3 separate regions of the Homo sapiens genome follow, and regions 2 and 3 are each linked to region 1. A link is an interaction called in ENCODE POLR2A ChIA-PET data of the cell type or tissue named here. Cell type or tissue: MCF 10A. All regions are shown on one strand. Links, peaks and the distances in the headings refer to the core of each region. The heading gives the core; the rest is flanking DNA.

The links. Peaks named below come from ENCODE experiments on the same cell type or tissue, not always from the same donor. Only the 100,000 strongest peaks of a DNase experiment are listed, where the experiment ranks them.
Region 2: POLR2A ChIA-PET joins it to region 1 with 7 read pairs; 19 of 35 experiments call an interaction of 5 or more read pairs at or near these places.
Region 3: POLR2A ChIA-PET joins it to region 1 with 5 read pairs; 3 of 35 experiments call an interaction of 5 or more read pairs at or near these places.

The regions. Positions count from the first base shown.
Region 1 is chr1:204,521,528-204,527,369 of GRCh38, reverse strand. It overlaps MDM4 (MDM4 regulator of p53), which reads right to left. Exons shown (of 11, transcript NM_002393.5): 2 at 1,774-1,886; 3 at 936-1,010. The coding sequence starts at 1,851. Among named protein-coding and RNA genes, the nearest start is that of MDM4, 8.0 kb to the right of the region's middle. RefSeq lists an enhancer at 1,778-2,977. In MCF 10A, for the core only: no CTCF peak of the experiment used is centred there; a DNase peak (open chromatin) is centred at 2,289.
Region 2 is chr1:204,419,610-204,425,477 of GRCh38, reverse strand. It overlaps PIK3C2B (phosphatidylinositol-4-phosphate 3-kinase catalytic subunit type 2 beta), which reads left to right. Exons shown (of 33, transcript NM_001377334.1): 33 at 438-2,845. The coding sequence ends at 626. Among named protein-coding and RNA genes, the nearest start is that of PPP1R15B, 11 kb to the right of the region's middle. In MCF 10A, for the core only: no CTCF peak of the experiment used is centred there; a DNase peak (open chromatin) is centred at 2,457.
Region 3 is chr1:204,292,217-204,298,084 of GRCh38, reverse strand. The region is part of intron 1 of PLEKHA6 (pleckstrin homology domain containing A6); the gene reads left to right. Among named protein-coding and RNA genes, the nearest start is that of PLEKHA6, 65 kb to the left of the region's middle. RefSeq lists an enhancer at 1,866-2,757. In MCF 10A, for the core only: no CTCF peak of the experiment used is centred there; DNase peaks (open chromatin) are centred at 1,524, 3,544 and 3,924.

The DNA of each region.
Region 1 (5,842 bases), core at 1-5,000:
TTTATAATAAAAACTACTGCATTTAATTCCTGCCTCAAAATACAGCCTGTAAATCAGACAGTGTCTTTTTTTTCTGAGACAGGGTCTCTCATTCTATCAACCAAGCTGGAGTGCACCTCATTGCAACCTTCACCTTCTGGGTTCAAGCGATCCTCCCACTTCAGCCTCCCATGTAGCTGCTGGGACTAAACGAGCAGACCACCATGCCCGCCCAATTTTTGTATTTTTTTTTTTTTTTTTAGAGACAGGGTTTCATCATGTTGCCCAGGCTGGTCTCAAAATCCTGGGTTCATGCAATCCCTCCACCTCAGCCTCCCAAAATACTGGGATTGCAGGCGTGAGCTATGGTGCCAGGCCCAGTGTCTTTTTAATCTTTACTTGCTCTGCATTTTAACTCTACGATCAATGAATTCATGGTTCATCTTATGTTTATCTTATAACACACTTCAAAAGAAAGGAAATATGATGTTCAACCTAACAGTCTTTAAAACAGAGTATAAGTTGCCCCTCTGATACCTCAGGAGTAGAACTTCCTTTCTTAGGCCTGATTTCAAAACTACATATTCACTGGCTTCTACTTCTCAACTGTTCTTAAAACTGAGAATTTGGCCAGGCGCGGTGGCTCATGCCTGTAATCCCAGCACTTTGGGAGGCCAAGGCGGATGGATCATGAGGTCAGGAGACTGAGACCATCCTGGCTAACACGGTGAAACCCCATCTCTACTAAAAATACAAAAAATTAGCCGGGCGTGGCAGCAGGCACCTGTAATCCCAGCTACTCGGGAGGCTGAGGCAGGAGAATGGCGTGAACCCAGGAGGCGGAGCTTGCAGTGATCTGAGATCGCACCACTGCACTCCAGCCTGGGCAAAAGAGGGAGACTCCATCTCAAAAAAAAAAAAAACAAAAAAAATGAGAATTTTATTTGATGGCTTACCTCTTTAACAGTGAACATTTCACCTTGCGCACCTGCTGCATGCAAAATCTTCAAAAGCGGCAGTTTTGGTCGTACCTGATATAAACATAAAATAAATGTGCTATTTACATTTCAAGTAGGTTTCTGAAACTATGGAACAAGAGAACCTCTTTAAACAGCTCCCCCCGCTTTTGTTTTTTGAGGCAAGGTCTTGCTCTGTCGCCTTGGCTGGAGTGCAGTGGTGTGATCACAGGTCACTGCAGCCTCAACCTCCCAGACTCAACTGATCCTCCCACTTCAGCCTCCAGAGTAGCTGGGACTACAGGTGCACGCCACCATATCCAGGTAATTTTTGTATTTTTTTGTAGAGAGGGGGTTTCACCATGTTTCCCTGGCTGTTCTCAAACCCCTGGGCTCAAGAGACCTGCCTACCTCCGCCTCCCGAAGTGCTGGGATTATAGGCATGACCCACCTCGCCCAGCACAACCCCCACCTCCCCTACTTTTTTTAAAAAAGAGACAAGGTCTCACTCTCTTGCCCAGCCTGGGGTGCACTGGTTGTGATCATAATTCACTGCAGCTTTGAACTCCTGGGCTCAAGTGATATCCCGCCTCAGGCTCCCAAGTAGCTAGAACTAAAGGCACACCCCACTGCATCTAGCTAATTTTTTCTTTTAGAAATGTTTTGTAGAGATACAGGTCTCACTATGTTGCCAAGGCTGGTCTCAAACACCTGGCTTCAAGTAAGCTTCCTGCCTTGACTTCTCAAAGTGCTGGGATTACAGTCATGAGACAGCTAAACTTTTTAAAAATTAAAAAAAAAAAAAACCAAAAAACTAGAAATACCGAAAATGATTTACCTGATTGATTTGTCCAGGAGAGATCCTGCAAGCACTGTCAGATGTTGAACACTGAGCAGAGGTGGAAAATGATGTCATTTTGGTAGTGAAGAAACTGCAGTCTGTTGGTAAAACTAAATAGAAAAAAAAATTTATAACATCTATTCTAATGCAGAAAATTCCCTATTTAGCATTCACACAAAGGCAACCAGCAGAAGTAAAAGACACATATGACACATATAATGGAGCACCGTACACAAATGCTGTATACCCTTGCTGAGGTTCTGCATATCTTCTGACTACTTTCTAGTTCTGATTTAATTAAGAGTAAGAATCGTCCAAGCTTCTCTCAGGTGAAGGCTGAAACAGTAACAGTTTCAGGCACGCTCCAACCTCCAACTGATGTTAATCAGTAAACTGTTTTAGCTGAAAGTCAAATCATTATCTCCCCAATGGTTATCAGGTAGAGCACTCTCTAGATGCAAGACTGGGGATTTACCAAGGTAAGTCACAGGTTTTAAGATTCCAACAGGACTTCTAGGAAAACCTCTACAACATGTTGGAACATGTCTTGACAAAGGACCATAGAAAGTTAACTAAGAGTCAACATTTTAAGTACCAGTTAAAACAGCTTGTAAATGTACCAACCCCAGAAAAAAACACAGCAATTACAAACCTACAAAATGGGTTAAACCGAGATGGACATATACCATCAAAGAAAAGATGTAGCATGAAGTGAAATACAGAGTAAAGTTCAATGAAAATCTTTCACCTACCTTTTATCCTTAAAAAAACAAAAGCTACAGAGAAGGAAGATAGATTGTTTATTTATTTATTTATTTTGAGACACAGTCTCGCTGTCCCCCAGGCTGAAGCGCAATGGCGCAATCTCGGCTCACTGTAACCTCTGCTTCCCAGGTTCAAGCGATTCTCCTGCCTCAGCCTCCTGAGTAGCTGGGATTACAGGCACACGCCACCACGCCCAGCTCATTATTGTATTTTTAGTAGAGACGGGGTTTCACCCTGTTGGTCAGGCTGGTCTCAAATTCCTGACCTCGTGATCCGCCCACCTCAGCCTCCCAAAGTGCTGGGATTACAGGCGTGAGCCACCATGCCCAGCCGGAAAATAGATTTTTAAATAAACTTAAGTTAACCTTCATTTATGCCTTTTTCTAACAAAAGGCAACAATTATTAAAACTGATGACTAACAAGCCACATCAGGGAAAGGGTAAATGGCGACTAGAATAGGCCAGGTGCAGTGGCTCACGCCTGTAATCCTAACAGTTTGGGAGACTAAGATGGGCAGATCACCTGAGGTCAGGAGTTTGAGATGTAGGATTTAATAAATTCCTCTTCAAAGGTTTTAGCCTGTAAATTGTTAAGTACAATGAGTTCTGAGATGCTCTCCAAAAAACCAATGTATCTGTATGTTCAGCTCCCCTGTTCTTTGTTCTTCATTTAAAACTTTAAAAGTTTAACTTCCTCATTCTCTTCATCTCCTTGCCCCTCGTTTCAGTAAACAACCCCCTCCTAGCTTCTATCACCTGCTCCATCCTGAGTCACTCCTGGTCACCTCCCTTGACCTGAGTCATCCTGAGTCACCTGTTCTGTAACTGTTCTTCCCGCCATACTACTCGCCCAGCCACTCCAGCTCATACCCCTGCTCTCTTTAAAATAGCCCATCAGTATTAGCTTAGACTGTGCGGTCCAACCCTAGCCAATACGGGAACAACACAGAAGTAGGGGCTACCTGCGTCAGGGATAAGAACCCCTTCCCCTCCCTTGTTCAGGTGTGCTCTCACCATTGCTCCATCCGTGAGATGCACCCTTCCATAGAAGTAAAATTGCCTTGCTGAGAAAATTAAATTTATGTTTGAGTGATATTCATTTGCAGCTTCGAAAATTTATTTCTAACAGAGGCCAGACTAGGCAACAGGGCAAAACCCTGTCTCTACTAAAAATACAACAACTAGCTGGGCATGGCACGAGCCTGCAGTCCCAACTACTAAGGAAGCTGAGGCATGAGAATCACCTGAACTGGCAAGGTGGAGGTTGCAGTGAGCCAAGACTGTGCCACTGCACTCCAGCCTGGGTGACAAAGCGATACCCTGTCGCAAAAAAAAAAAAAAAAAAAAAAAAAAAATTTTTTTTAGGTGGAGTCTCGCTCTGTCGCCCAGGCTGGAGTGCAGTGGCATGATCTCGGCTCACTGCAAGCTCCGCCTCCTGGGTTCACACCATTCTCCTGCCTCAGCCTCCCGAGTAGCTGGGACTACAGGCGCCCACCACCACGCCCAGCTAATTTTGTGTATTTAGTAGAGACGGGGTTTCACCATGTTAGCCAGGATGGTCTTGATCTCCTGACCTCGTGATCCGCCTGCCTCAGCCTCCCAAAGTGCTGGGATTACAGGCATGAGCCACCACGTCTGGACAAAAAAAAATTTTTTTAAGACTATCAGCCGGGCACGCTGGCCCATGCCTGTAATCCCAGCACTTTGGGAGGCTGAGGAAGGTGGATCACCTGAGGTCAGGAGTTCAACACCAGCCTGGCCAACATGGTGAAACCCCGTCTCTACTAAAGCTCCAAAAATTAGGCGAGCGTGGTGGCACATGCATGTAATCCCAGCTACTCAGGAGGCTGAGGCAGGAGAATCACTTGAACCTGGGAGGCGGAGGTTGCAGTGAGCTGAGATCGCACCATTGCACTCCAACCTGGGTTACAAGAGTGAAACTCCATCTCAAAAAAAAAAAAAAAAGACAATCAGTAAATACACTGGCTGAAGATAACAAGATCCCTCATGCTTCTGAAAAGGCTTATAGCTGTAATCAAGTATAAATTCCTCCCTCTCCCATTACCTTACTTTGCTATAAAATAAGTCAAATAGGAAACAAGCACAATTTAAAATTCAGAAGTGGGCCAGGCATGGTGGCTCACGCCTATAATCTCAGCACTTTGGGATTGTACTCCCCAGATGAGGCAGGCAGATCATGAGGTCAAGAGATCAAGACTATCCTGGCCAAAATGGTGAAACCGTCTCTACTAAAAATACAAAAATTAGCCAGGTGTGGTGGCACACGCCTGTAGTCCCAACTACTCGGGAGGCTGAGACAGGAGAATCGCCTGAACTTGGGAAGCGGAGGTTGCAGTGAGCCGAGATCGTGCCACTGCACTACAGCCTGGTGACAGAGCAAGATTGTTTCAAAAAAAAAAAAAAAATTTAAAACCTGGCTTTTAATGGGTGGCTATTGATCTCATCACCTACTTCCTCATTTGCTTTTTTTGTGTGTGTGTGATGGAGTCTCACTCTGTCACTCAGGCTGGAGTGCAGTGGCACAATCACAGCTCACTGCAGCCTTTCAACCTCCTGGGCTCAAGCAGTCCTCCCACCTCAGCCTCCCAAGTAGTTGGGACTACAGGTGCATGCCACCATGCCCAGCTAATTTATTTTTTGTAGAGACGGGGTCTTGCTATGTTGCCCAGGCTGGTCTCAAACTCCTGGGCTCAAGTGATCCTCCTGCTTCAGCCTCCCAAAGTGCTGTAATCCCTGGGATTACAGGCATGGGCCACCACTCCTAGCCTGCCCTCTAATTCTTATCCTTCTTTTTGTCTATGCTCAAATGACAGTTTGTCAACAAGGCCTCATATGAACACCCATTTTTAAAACTAAAACTCCCAACCGCTTGTATTCCCTATCTCCTTCCCTGCTTTATTTTTCCCTACCAACCTTTTTACCAACCAAAACACTACATATTTTAATTATTTATTATGTAAAATATAAGCTACAAGTGGACAGGAATTTGTAACTGTCTATTTATACATTTCCAGTGTCTAAATCTGACAACTACATACATGGTAGAGCAACATGGTAGATAGAAACATTAATTATAATGTGCAGACCGTTTCCAAAAATGGCTCCCAATGAACCACGCTCCCTAACTGGCCCTATGACTTAATAAATAGAATGCAGCAGGTGATAATGTGACAATTCCAGGCCTGGCAGGCTCATGTTTTGTACTTTTGGAGGTGCTTGAAATCTGGCTACTCTACTGGAGACTACACAAAAAGGCTACAAGGAGAGGGAGGTGCAGTTG
Region 2 (5,868 bases), core at 537-5,536, 100 kb after region 1:
TAGCTGCTTTCATGTTGCAATGGCAGGATCGAGTAGTTGTAACATAGACCATATGGCTTATCAAGCCTAAAAATATTTACTATCTGTCCCTTTACATAAAAAGTTTGCCAGCCCTTTTGGGCTGGGATTTCATGGCTGGGGTCTGGCCCTATCCTGTGGGAAGGAGAAGCCTGCTGGTCCTGTGCTGAAAATGAGCAGTGGCCCCAATACAAAGCCCTCACCTGCTTGAACTCTGAGCAAAGAACAGAGTTCATTAATGCTTCCCTTGGAGTCTGTGTACCTTGTGTGCCTTCTGTATTACCTGGGACTCTGCAGGGTGAGTGCTAGCCTCAGCTGGATCAGCCCCCAACAGACTTTACCATCTCCCTCTCGGGTTCCCTCTGGATTCTTCTTGTTCCTTCTCTCACCACTTCCCTCACCCATCTCTATGTTTGCAGTTGGTATATGATGGGATCCCCAAGGGTGACCTGCAGCAGCGGGAGCTCCAGCTGAGCGTGCTGAGTGAGCAGGGATTCTGGGAGAACGTCCTCCTCGGTGAGGTGAACATCCGCCTGCGAGAGCTGGACCTGGCTCAGGAGAAGACCGGCTGGTTCGCCCTGGGATCTCGAAGTCATGGCACCTTGTGAGCCCAGCAGAGCCACCACCCAGCATCCCAGGCTGGTGGCAGGAGCTGGGGGAGAGGACTCTCCCCTGTGAGACTCCTCCTTGTGAAGGGCCAGGGCCCTGGGCAGGCCTCCAGCTCGGTCCAGGTGATTCTGGCCTCTGTGGTAGGAGGCAGGGAGAGTAAGACATGCTCTGCTGTCTCTTCCTCTGGAGACTGAACTTGGGTTGGTTGTGATGAGCAGCCCCTTGGAGGCTGTGAGGTTGCAGCAAAGTTTTAAGTTTACCTTGTGTCAAGGGAGCAATGCTTGGTTTGGGGAGTGTGTGGGGTGGGCTGTATGAAGTAGCATTTTGGGGGTGGGTGGGTGGATATCTTAATTTTTATTTTTAAAAAATGAAATAGTGATGTTGTCCTAACTGGGACAGGAAGCCTTGCGAGAAGGGACGTACCTATGCCCCAGAAGGCAAGAGAGGAAGACTATTTGGACTTTTTGTATGATTAAGGTTCTTATTGGACTTTTCCCTAGGTTTTTTTTTTTTGTTATTGTTGTTGTTGTTTCGTTTTCTAGCTATAGGAACTATCTGGGGAGGGGCCCAGTGGGTCCTCGGCCAGAGCCCTCTCTAAGGACAGGTTGGGGAGGGTTGGGGAGGGCTGCCTGTGCTGGACTGAGGCTTGTGCCACTGGGCCTTTCTGATTTTGCCTCCAAAGGAGAGCGCTGTGATACCTACATGTGTAAGGAAGGGCCTTCCGTATTGGGGTTCTGCCAAGGACCCGTATTCAGGGACCCATGCTCTTTTGGGGGGACTTTTCCTCTTGTCTTCCCTACTTTATTAGGACTTGCCCTGAATACCATTTTCTACCCCTTGCCCCTCCATTCTCCTGGCCCTTCTGGGGGTCAGCTGGTCTCTATGAATATGCTGGGGGTGCTTCCCCATAGGTCTCTCCCTTCATTTGTCTCTGGTGGGACAAAATACTGACTCAGTCCTTAGATGTAGTTTCACCCAAGAGCATCTTGGCCCTGGGAAGAGGTCCCTAGGCTGCAGATGCTACTGACTGCTTGCTAGGTAGCCTCTGGAAAGCATTCCCCATCCATCACTCCCCACTTCTTTCTGCTGTGCTGCTTCCCTCCCAAACTCCATTTCTGTCACCCTTTTTATAAGACTTTTCCTCATTCTGTGGGGCCATAAACCTATTTAGTCTGGAGCCAAAGGGATGCCCTATCTGAAGGAAAGGGGCATGGGGTGGGGGATTCCATCAAAACTGTTGTTTTTTGCCCCATGATTTTTCTTTGGTCAGTAGGAGGCTGGATTGGAGTGGTGATTATTCCCCTGGAGCTAAGCTCAGGAGCCCGAAGGGAGAGACTGAGACTGACTCCCTTATCTCTTCATATTCTTTATTCCCTACCAGATGGATTTTTTTTTTTTTTTTTGGAGACGGAGTCTCGCCCTGTCGCCAGGCTGGAGTGTAGTGGCATGATCTCGACTCACTGCAAAATCTGCCTCCCGGGTTCAAGCGATTCTCCTACCTCAGCCTCCCGAGTAGCTGGGATTACAGGCATGTGCCACCACGCCAAGCTAATTTTTGTATTTTTAGTAGAGACGGGGTTTCACCATGTTGGCCAGGATGGTCTCGATCTCTTGACCTCGTGATCTGCCTGCCTTGGCCTCCCAAAGTGCTGGGATTACAGGCGTGAGCCACCATGCCCCGCCCCAGATGGATTTTACATTTGCTCTTTTGTGTTTCGCTCCAAAGGGTTGTCTTCCTCGCCAAAAGGAGGGAGGGACTTTGAATTTGATATGAATCTTTAAAACCAGAATTGGCTGGATATTTCCCATGATTGGGAAAAGAGTGAAATGAGGACATTCTGTAAACTGTCCCTCCCTAATTCCAAGGATCAGAAACTCCCCGTTTTGCTGACTCATTCCATAACTGGAGAAAGAAGCTCCATTGACCGAAGCCACAGGGCAGCATGGAAGTTTAAATTTTCTCTAAAATTAAAATGCCAAGGATAAAGCTGGCTGCTTCCAGGAGGGGGAAGAGGAGTGGGGAGTGGGCGGTGAAACTTTTCCAGATGAACGGACCATAAATGTGTTACTGGCTTTGTGCCTGTAGCTCATTTTATTATGACCTATATGCTCCTGATTTAAAGAGATCTGTGTACTGTTTACTTCCCACTTCCCAGAATCCCTTGTATCTCCTTTCTCGGGAATTGTATTTTCTAATAAATGACATTTGAGAAAAAAATGAAACTATAATTTTATTTATTTTTTTGACACAGGGTCTCTCTCAGTCGCCCAGGCTTGGAGTGCAGTGGTGAGATCTAGGCTCACTGCAACCTCCACCTCCCGGACTCCATCCATCCTCCCACCTCAGCCTTCCCAGTAGCTGGGACCACAGGTGCACACCACCATGTCTGGCTAATTTTTTTTTATTCTTTGTAGAGACAGGGTTTTGCTATGTTTCCCAGGCTGGTCTTGAACTCCTGGGCTCAAGTGATCTACCCGCCTCAGCCTCCCATAATTTTTAAAAGTAATTTTTAGTAGAGCCAAGGTCTTGCTACATTGCGCAGGCTGGTCTTGAATTCCTGAGTCCAAGCAACCCTCTCACCTTGTCCTCCCAAAGTGTTGGGATTACAGGTGTGAGCCACTGCACCCAGCTGAAACTATCATTTTAAAGATTGGTTGATGTTTGGCTGGGCAGAGTGGCTCATCCCTGTAATCTCAGCACTTTGGGAGGCCAAGGTGGGTGAATCACCCGAGGTCAGGAGTTCGAGACTAACCTGACCAACATAGTGAAACCCCGTCTCTACTAAAAATACAAAAATTAGCCAGGCATGGTGGCATGCGCCTGTAACCTCAGCTACTCAGGAGGCTGAGGCAGGAGAATCACTTGAACCAGGGAGGTGGAGGTTGCAGTGAGTCGAGATCGTGCCATTGCACTCCAACCTGGGCAACAAGAGTGAAACTCCGTCTCAAAAAAAAAAAAAAAAAAAAAAAAAAATTGGTTGATGTTCACATGTTTACATTGAAACATCTGATGTATGAGATGAAAATAATAATAGTGGTTTTTTATACCACCACATGGTAACTTTTATATGCACTAGTGCACTGCACTGACCATTTTTACATTTGTCAGCTAAATCTATCCTCACAACAACTTGATCAGGTGTGTACCATTACCCATTTTACAGATGAAGAAACTGAAGCTCAGAGGGATGAAGTAACTTGCCTAAGGGCACACAGCCAATAAGTCTTGGAGTTTGAACCCAGGTTTGTTGCACTCCAAACCTTGTGCAACCCCTCCTAGGCAATGTTTAATACAATCCCTTAAGTTGGTCTAATTGGTATTTCGGGTGCTTTTTATACATGATATATATCATCTTCCATTACCACTGCCCTGGACAGTAAGTATGGCTCATTCATGAATTCTGCAACAAACATTTACAGTTCTTACCAGTGCTACCTAGTGGCATGCCTCCATTCATAAAAAAATACATTGTATTGAATGCATCCTGGGCCCTGTACTCTAGGTACTGGATTGGGGCTTACCAAGGTAAATTAAGACAGTTCTCTGCATTTAAGAAGTTCACTACCAGGGCCAGGCACGGTGGCTCACGCCTGTAATCCCAGCACTTTGGGAGGCCGAGGCAGGCAGATCACGAAGTCAGGAGATCGAGACCATCCTGGCTAACACAGTGAAACCCCATCTCTACTAAAAATACAAAAAATTAGCTGGGTGTGGTGGCGGGCACCTGTAATCCCACCTACTTGGGAGGCTGAGGCAGGAGAATCGCTTGAACCCGGGAGGCGGAGGTTGCAGTGAGCTGAGATTGCGCCATTGCACTCCATCCTGGGCAAAAAGAGCGAAACTGTCTTAAAAAAAAAAAAAAAAGAAGTTTACTACCTAGAAATATTTGACCAACTCCATTTTATAGGAGAAAAAACTGAAACTTGAGATGCCTCAAAACTATCAAGCCACTACAGCATAACCATAGCCCAGAAGGGAATCCCCCAAGTGCAGGATGGAAGTGAAGTGACCCTTGTTCAAGCATTGTACCCAGAAGTCTTCAGAACTCTCCAGTGGGGAGTCATGTTTCATACTGGGGAATTCTGTGGGGGCTTCCAGGGATTTTTCAGTAGTAAACAGTAGGAAGTGTTACTGCTTTATTTCTAAGTGGTCTTGAGGTGTCACTGCAGTTCTGGGCAAGTCCCTATGGACTTTTTAAAGGTTAGTACTTGAATCTGCCAAGAGTCTTAGTGAAGGAAATTTCGTGGCCAAATGAGGTAGAAATCTGAACCCTCCTGAGGGAATGGGAATGAGAGAGGTGGGGAATGAGAGAGAGAGGTTGCCCAAGGAGAAAAGAAACAAAGGCAGCCCAGGGGGCCCAGATTTCTGAGTTCAAAGAGAGGTGACAAAAATGAAGCAGCCCAGCTTGCCGAGATTTGGGGAGCAAAGATTAGACTGGATTTGAAAGGTGAAAAAATGAGGCAGCATTTTAAATTGGGAGAGAATTTTCTGGTGGCTGGGACTTGTCTAAAGTGTCAACAAACAACACTAATGGCTTACTCTGGGTGAGGCGAGGTGTCCGGTACTGTGGCTACTCAGATAACAAAGGTGTGGATCCTGTCTTCAAGGAACTCAGTCTTTCAAGGGAGGCAGGCATGGAAATAAATACAGTGCAGTGTGATACGGACAAGGTGGCATAAGAAGGGGTGGGGCAGGCAGAGTGGGCTTCAGAGAGGATATCTGATCTGAGTGTTAAAATCAATCAGAGCTTCAGGCTTTATTCTTAGGGTGATGGGGTTTTCAGAAAGGGAACTGCAGGGGCCGGGCACGGTGGCCCATGGCTCTAATCTCAGCACTTTGGGAGGCCAAGGCGGGTGGATCATCTGAGGTCAGGAGTTCGAGACCAGCCTGGCCAACATAGTGAAACCCCAACTCTACTAAAAATACAAAAATTAGCCAGGTGTGGTGGTGAACGCCTGTAATCCCAGCTACTCAGGAAGCTCAGGCAGGAGGATCACTTGAACCCAGGAAGTGGAGGTTGCAGTAAGTTAAGACGGCACCACTGCACTCTAGCCTGGGCAACAGAGAGAGACTCTTATCTAAAAAAAAAAAAAAAAAAAACCTGAAAAACGGTAATGTCTAATTTATGTTTTAAGGGATCATTCTTCTGGCTGCTGTTCGAAGCAAGAATGGAAGCAGAAGAGGAGGCTATTGTAGTCTAGGAGGGAAATGATGGTGGCTTGGGGATGGTAAAAGTGGTC
Region 3 (5,868 bases), core at 505-5,504, 230 kb after region 1:
ATGTCTGACTACTTGTGGAAATGCCCAAGAGCACTCCTCTAGATTCTTCTTTTCCAACTACTGGCTCCATGGGACCAGAGCCAATTGTGAACCATGAGAAAGGTGTGGAGGTTCAGGCAAGTCAATGGGGAGAGATATGAGGAGTAGGGGGAGGACAGCAAAGGGGTCCTAGATCAAGATGCCGTCTTCCCTCTATCACTCACATTGATGGACCTTGTGGAGGTTGGGCAACCAAAACCTGCAAAGAACCCTAAATCCTTTTGGATCTCTGATAAGAAACAGCTCATAGTTAGCAATGTAGAGGGGACTGAATTTCAGTTCCGATGTTTCTGGTGGTTCCACAAGCTGGGGGGTTGAGACAATGATAACCACGAACGTGTAACAGGCATCGTTTTAGGCATTTTATGTGAATTAAGTCACTTAATCCTCACAATAAATCCTATGAAGTAGAAACTGTTACCCACCCCCCCTGTTGCCGATGAGGAAACTGAGGCATAGAGAGATTGAATAACTTGTCCAAAGTCCCATTGCTAGTATGGAGTAGAGTCAGGATTCTAATCCAGGCATTGTGACTTCCCAGCCATCCTTCCTTTTCTCTCTGACCAACTGGGGAACCAAACAGTTCTACCCCAGGTGAACAGGAGAAAAGACTGCCTGATATCAACTCCCCCAGGACAGCGACCTTGTCCTTTGTAGCCATGTGCTAAGGCCCAGTGCCTTACACCCAGTAGAATTTCTTGTTGGAAAGAGAAAACTTAAAGGGGGACGAGGATTAGTCTTTGTCTTGAGACTTTCCAACAAGAGAAATTTACATTTAGACACTCCATGTATCCATGTATTTTCCTACCAGAAGGTAGTGTTTAGGAGTTAAATGTCACATCAAAGACAAATGTTAGAGCCAGGAGATTTTTCTTTCTAGGAAGAAGGATATGTTAGTTAGTGACTTTCTCCATCTGATTCGGATTTTATCTCTACTGTTGTCACTAAATTCTTTTCCTTTCTCTCTCCATGGAGCTGGTAGTTTAAAAAAAGAAATCTGCAGGGATGGGTACGGTGGCTCTCTGGTTATGGTGGTAATAGCCATGTTCCTAAATCTGAACTCCTTTCTTCAGGTCAAATTGCATAAGCTTTCCATGGTACTGCAGGCTTTTTCTTTCTGCTCCCCTTCACTCTGCGATGCCTCAAACCTCTCATTTCCGTCCACGCTCTCTGCAGACACAGAGTACTGAGGCTGGAAGGAGAAGGAGGGGAACAGGCAGGCCCCACTCTCTGCTCTGAGTAGTGTGTGGGAGGAGGCTGGAGAACGGAGCACTTCTCTCTGATCCTGCCTGACTCTTTTGGAGCCAGTGAGGTGGGGGTGTCTCTGAGTGAAGCAGAGGGAGGCCTGGAGGGGCTCAGGAGCTGGACTATTTCTGTAACACAGAGCACGTCTGCAGCCAGCCACAGAGAAGGTCAAACTCTGGGTGCAGGGCTGGAATGCAAGGGGCCAGGCAGCTGGGGGGAGCTGTGGTTTCACCCTTCTGGCAGCTTAGAGGGCCGCTGCAATGCCCTTTGGGGAAGGTGGGGCTACCCACAGCAAAGCGAGTAGGGGAGTGGGGAGGGACTCTGCTCTGGTAGATAGTGATGATGGTGCAGGGCATTGGAGGAGGGTAGGGGAAGGCATGCAAAATCTAAATGCCCATCACATGTGTTGGAGAGGAATTGAATTCCAAGATGTGGGGGCTTTAATTCATGCTCTCTACCATTAAAAAAAAAAATCAGGCAAAGCACTGTGTGAGAGGAAAGAGAAATAGTGCTGAGACGGGAACCAGGAGGCCACGAAACACACGCATGTGAGTGTGCACCAGTGTTCAGAAATCCACATGGGGAGGAGGATGCACTTGCACTGGCCCCTTCCAAGGCCATATCTAACACACAAATTTGTACCTATAGTCTTTTCCTTAATGAGGACCACGCCCCTCCCACCACAAATTGTATAAGCTCCAGGACCCCAGAAACCCAGATCTGTTGCTGCATCCACGACACTGACACATATGCCCTTCCTTGGTCCCCTGCCTGCACGTCATGAAGCCCCTTCCTCTGTGTGCGTGCACCCCGTAGCTTCTGTGCCTTACCCTCATCTTCCCACGTGTGTTTGTGCGGTTTGGAGCTTCTTGAGTTTCCGTTTATAGTTAGAAAATTGCCCTGCTCTGGCTCTGGCTTTGTCACAGGAGGCTCGTGTTGGCTCAGTCTGACTGCTGCTTGACCTTTGGCCACCCTGCCCTTGGCTTGGCCTGCTGTGGCCACCTAGAAGCATAATCTGTTGGTTTGTTTTCCTTCTCGGGCTGTGGGTCCTCCCCAGCTGAATCTAAGCCTCTAAAATGGGGTGAGGGTTTCAGATGAGCAGGCAGCCTTTGGAAGGAGCGCTTCCCTGAAGAACCGAAGGTGCTCAGGATGAGCAGCTCTTTTGTCCTATAATTTGCTCTAGGGGCAATGAGATTCCCTTTCTCAGGTCTAGTGGGCCCCAAGAGAACAAGGACTTGCTACACACCTTATGCAGCTGGATAGCAGCATAAGCACTAGAATTTTTTTTTTGTTGTTTGTTTTTTTTTTTTTGAGATGGCATCTCCCTCTGTCACCCAGGCTAGAGTGCAATAGCATGACCTCAGCTCACTGCAACCTCCGCCTCCCGGATTCAAGCGATCCTCTTGCCTCAGCCTCCCGAGTAGCTGGGACTACAGGCGTGTGCCACCACACCTGGTTACTTTTTGTATTTTTAGTAGAAACAGGGTTTCATTATGTTGGCCAGGCTGTACTTGAACTCCAGACCTCAGGAAATCCACCCACCTTGGCCTCCCAAAGTGCTGGGATTATGGGCATGAGCCAATGCGCCTGGCCTAGAACTGGGTCTTCTTAGTCAATTATTTCTGTCCAGTAATGTTGACCCTTAGAATGGACTGCTTTCAACCATGACACACACACAAAAGCCCACCTCCCAGTTCAAATTACACTAGGAACAGACCTCCCTCACATTTGAGATTCTCAGGTGTTAATTGTTCTGGCTCCTAAGTACAGGGGAGAGGGTACTATCTTGATGGATAACTTCTTTAGGAACAAATTATTAAGCATCCATCTGTAGGTGTCAAAGTGGTGAGGGGTTTTATAATCAAAATTGAGCCACTGTCTCCTAAGGATAAATAGCCCAAGGCAGATGCAGACAGATAATAATGATTATTAGCATTTATTGAACATTTACTAAGTGCCAGAACCTTTCATAAATTTTTTGTGGGTATAATCTTATTTACTCCTGTGACGAACCCATGAAGAAGGTCCGTATATTATCCCGTTTTCACAGATGGGGGAATGAAAGCACAGAGAGGTTAAGTTTCTCACCCAGAGTCCCTTAGGTAGTAACTGGTGGAGCCGGGATTGGAACTGGGGCAGTCTGACTCCAGAGCCAAAAATCTCAAGGCTAATGCGGATTCAACTCAATAAAAATAAACGAAAGGATTAGCTGGTAGGATGATGCATGAGAAGGGAATTTCAAGTTGCACAACTAACATAAAGTGGGAAGAAAGCTGGCTTTGGGCTGTGTCCTGGGCTCTAATCCCAGTTCTCTCACTTCCTAACTGTGTAGCCTTGGGCTAATAACCTGACCTCTCAGGTTCTTCCTCCGCAACAGCAGGACAGCAATACCTATCTCTGGGGGTTAAGCAGAGAATTCGCTAGCATCATGACTTGGATAGGTGTTAATTTCCTTTTTCTTTCTGTGCTAGTTGTCAAGTTTTCCTGGGAGGGTGAAGGGTAATTTGGGAATTCAAGGTTAATTCTTATTTCAAGAAGAAATGTCCAACCAGCCCTCCAGTACCCTATCTTCTGGACAAGATTTTCTGCCATCACCACTTCCTCCGTATCCTCCTGGGATGGCCTGGAATTGGAGGAGAGACAGGCTGGAGAGAGAGAAGGGTGTTTGGCTTAATGCAGCTGTCAAGCAGCTGTCACGCTCTGGCCACTCTTTCTTCATCTTCTCTTTTTCCTTTTAAAAACAAGGACATTCTCTTGCATAACCACAGTACAATTAACAGACTCAGGAAACTTAATAACATCGATACAATTCTATTATCTAATATACAGTCCATATTGAAATTTCACCAGTTGTCCTAATAATGTCATTAGAATCCAATTCAGGATCATGTCTCTTTCCTCTCAGTCTGGAAAGTCCCTCAGCCTTTCTCCATGTTCATGCATTGAAGTTTTCTTAAAGAGCACAGGATCCTCTCTGGGACTTCCTGAGCCTTGTCCCGTCTTTCCTCATCCCTGAGCAGGGCTGACTAGAGTAAGGCGATTAATACACTCCCCTTAGGTACAAAATGTCTTACATTTTGCCAAATGGGTGCCAAAAAACTCGGTAGTCAAGATAAATAACATTTCAATGCAATAATTTTAAAATCAAAATCAATGCAAACATTTCATGAAGAACAAAATAGTAACATTCGAAATAAAGACAGGATCTAAAACAGTGCCACTTTAAGCCAAATTGGAGGCTGAGGCAAAAGGGAAATTCCAGTGATACTGGTCCTGTCTTTATTTGAAATGTTGGTATTTCATTCATCATGGGTTTTTAATGTTAATTTTTATTTCAAAAATATCGCGTTAAAATAAGTCTTGATTGGCCGGGTGCAGTGGCTCATGCTTGTAATCCCAGCACTTTGGGAGGCCAAGGCGGGCGGATCACCTGAGGCCAGGAGTTCGAGATCAGCCTGGCCAGCATGGTGAAACCGTATCTCTACTGAAAATACAAAAATTAACTGGGTGTGGTGGCACATGCCTGTAGTCCCAGCTACTTGGGAGGCTGAGGCAGGATAATCGCTTGAACTTGGGAGGCAGAGGTTGCAATGAGCCAAGATCGCGCCACTGCACTGCAGCCTGGGTGACAGAGCAAGACTCCATCTCAAAGAAAAAAAAAAAGTCTGATTACTGAGTTTTTGGATGCCCCTTAAACTTTGTGCTCCCTCCCCCACTCCCACAGTGTGGGCTTGCTCCCTCTCCCAGTCATCCCACCCTCAGAACAAGTTGGGGGAGAGAGGTGGGGCTCCATGCCAGGAGGAGGAAGGTTAGGGTACAGAGAAGAGGCGGGAGGGGAGGGGTACAGAGGCCTGGAACGCAGCCGTGTGTCTGGCCGGGAGCTCTCTAACACTAACAGCTTCCAGCTGCTTCCACAACCTCCAGACTTCCGCCTTGGGAGTGGCATTTGGTTGTTTTTTATTCCCCCTCTTCACATCAAATGTGTGATCTAATTAGACTTTGCATCCCTCATTTCTATCAGTCTTCCCTGTCTTGCAGTGCTCCCCTTAGTTGACCTGTCCTGACCCTGTTTCCATCCATCCCAGGAGCCTCTCAGGTGCTGCCACTGGCATGCTCCAGGAGCATCCACCCAGTGCTGGGTGAGCACCACAAAGACCAAGCCAGGGCAAGAGACACAGGTAGGCGTCAGCCAGGGTGAGGGAAATGGGGGGCATCAGCCAGGGCGAGGGACACAGGTGGGCATCAGCCAGGGTGAGGGACATAGGTGGGCGTCAGCCAGGGTGAGGGACACAGGTGGGTATCAGCCAGGGTGAGGGACATAGTGCCCGGGTGAGGGACATAGGTGGGCATCAGCCAGGTCGGGGCAGCTCCTTGTGGCCCTGAGGAAAGAGCTTCGGACTGAGGTTAACAGACCCCGAGGTTAGCCTTGCCTCAGGTATATGAGGTGGGTTATCTCAGCCAACACTTCCAGCTTCAGGGATTTTGTTTTGTAAAATGAGGGTGGTACTAACACTTTTCTGCCCACCTCATAAGACCATAAAAGAACCAAATGAGATAATGATGACAGTGCTTTGTGAACCGTAA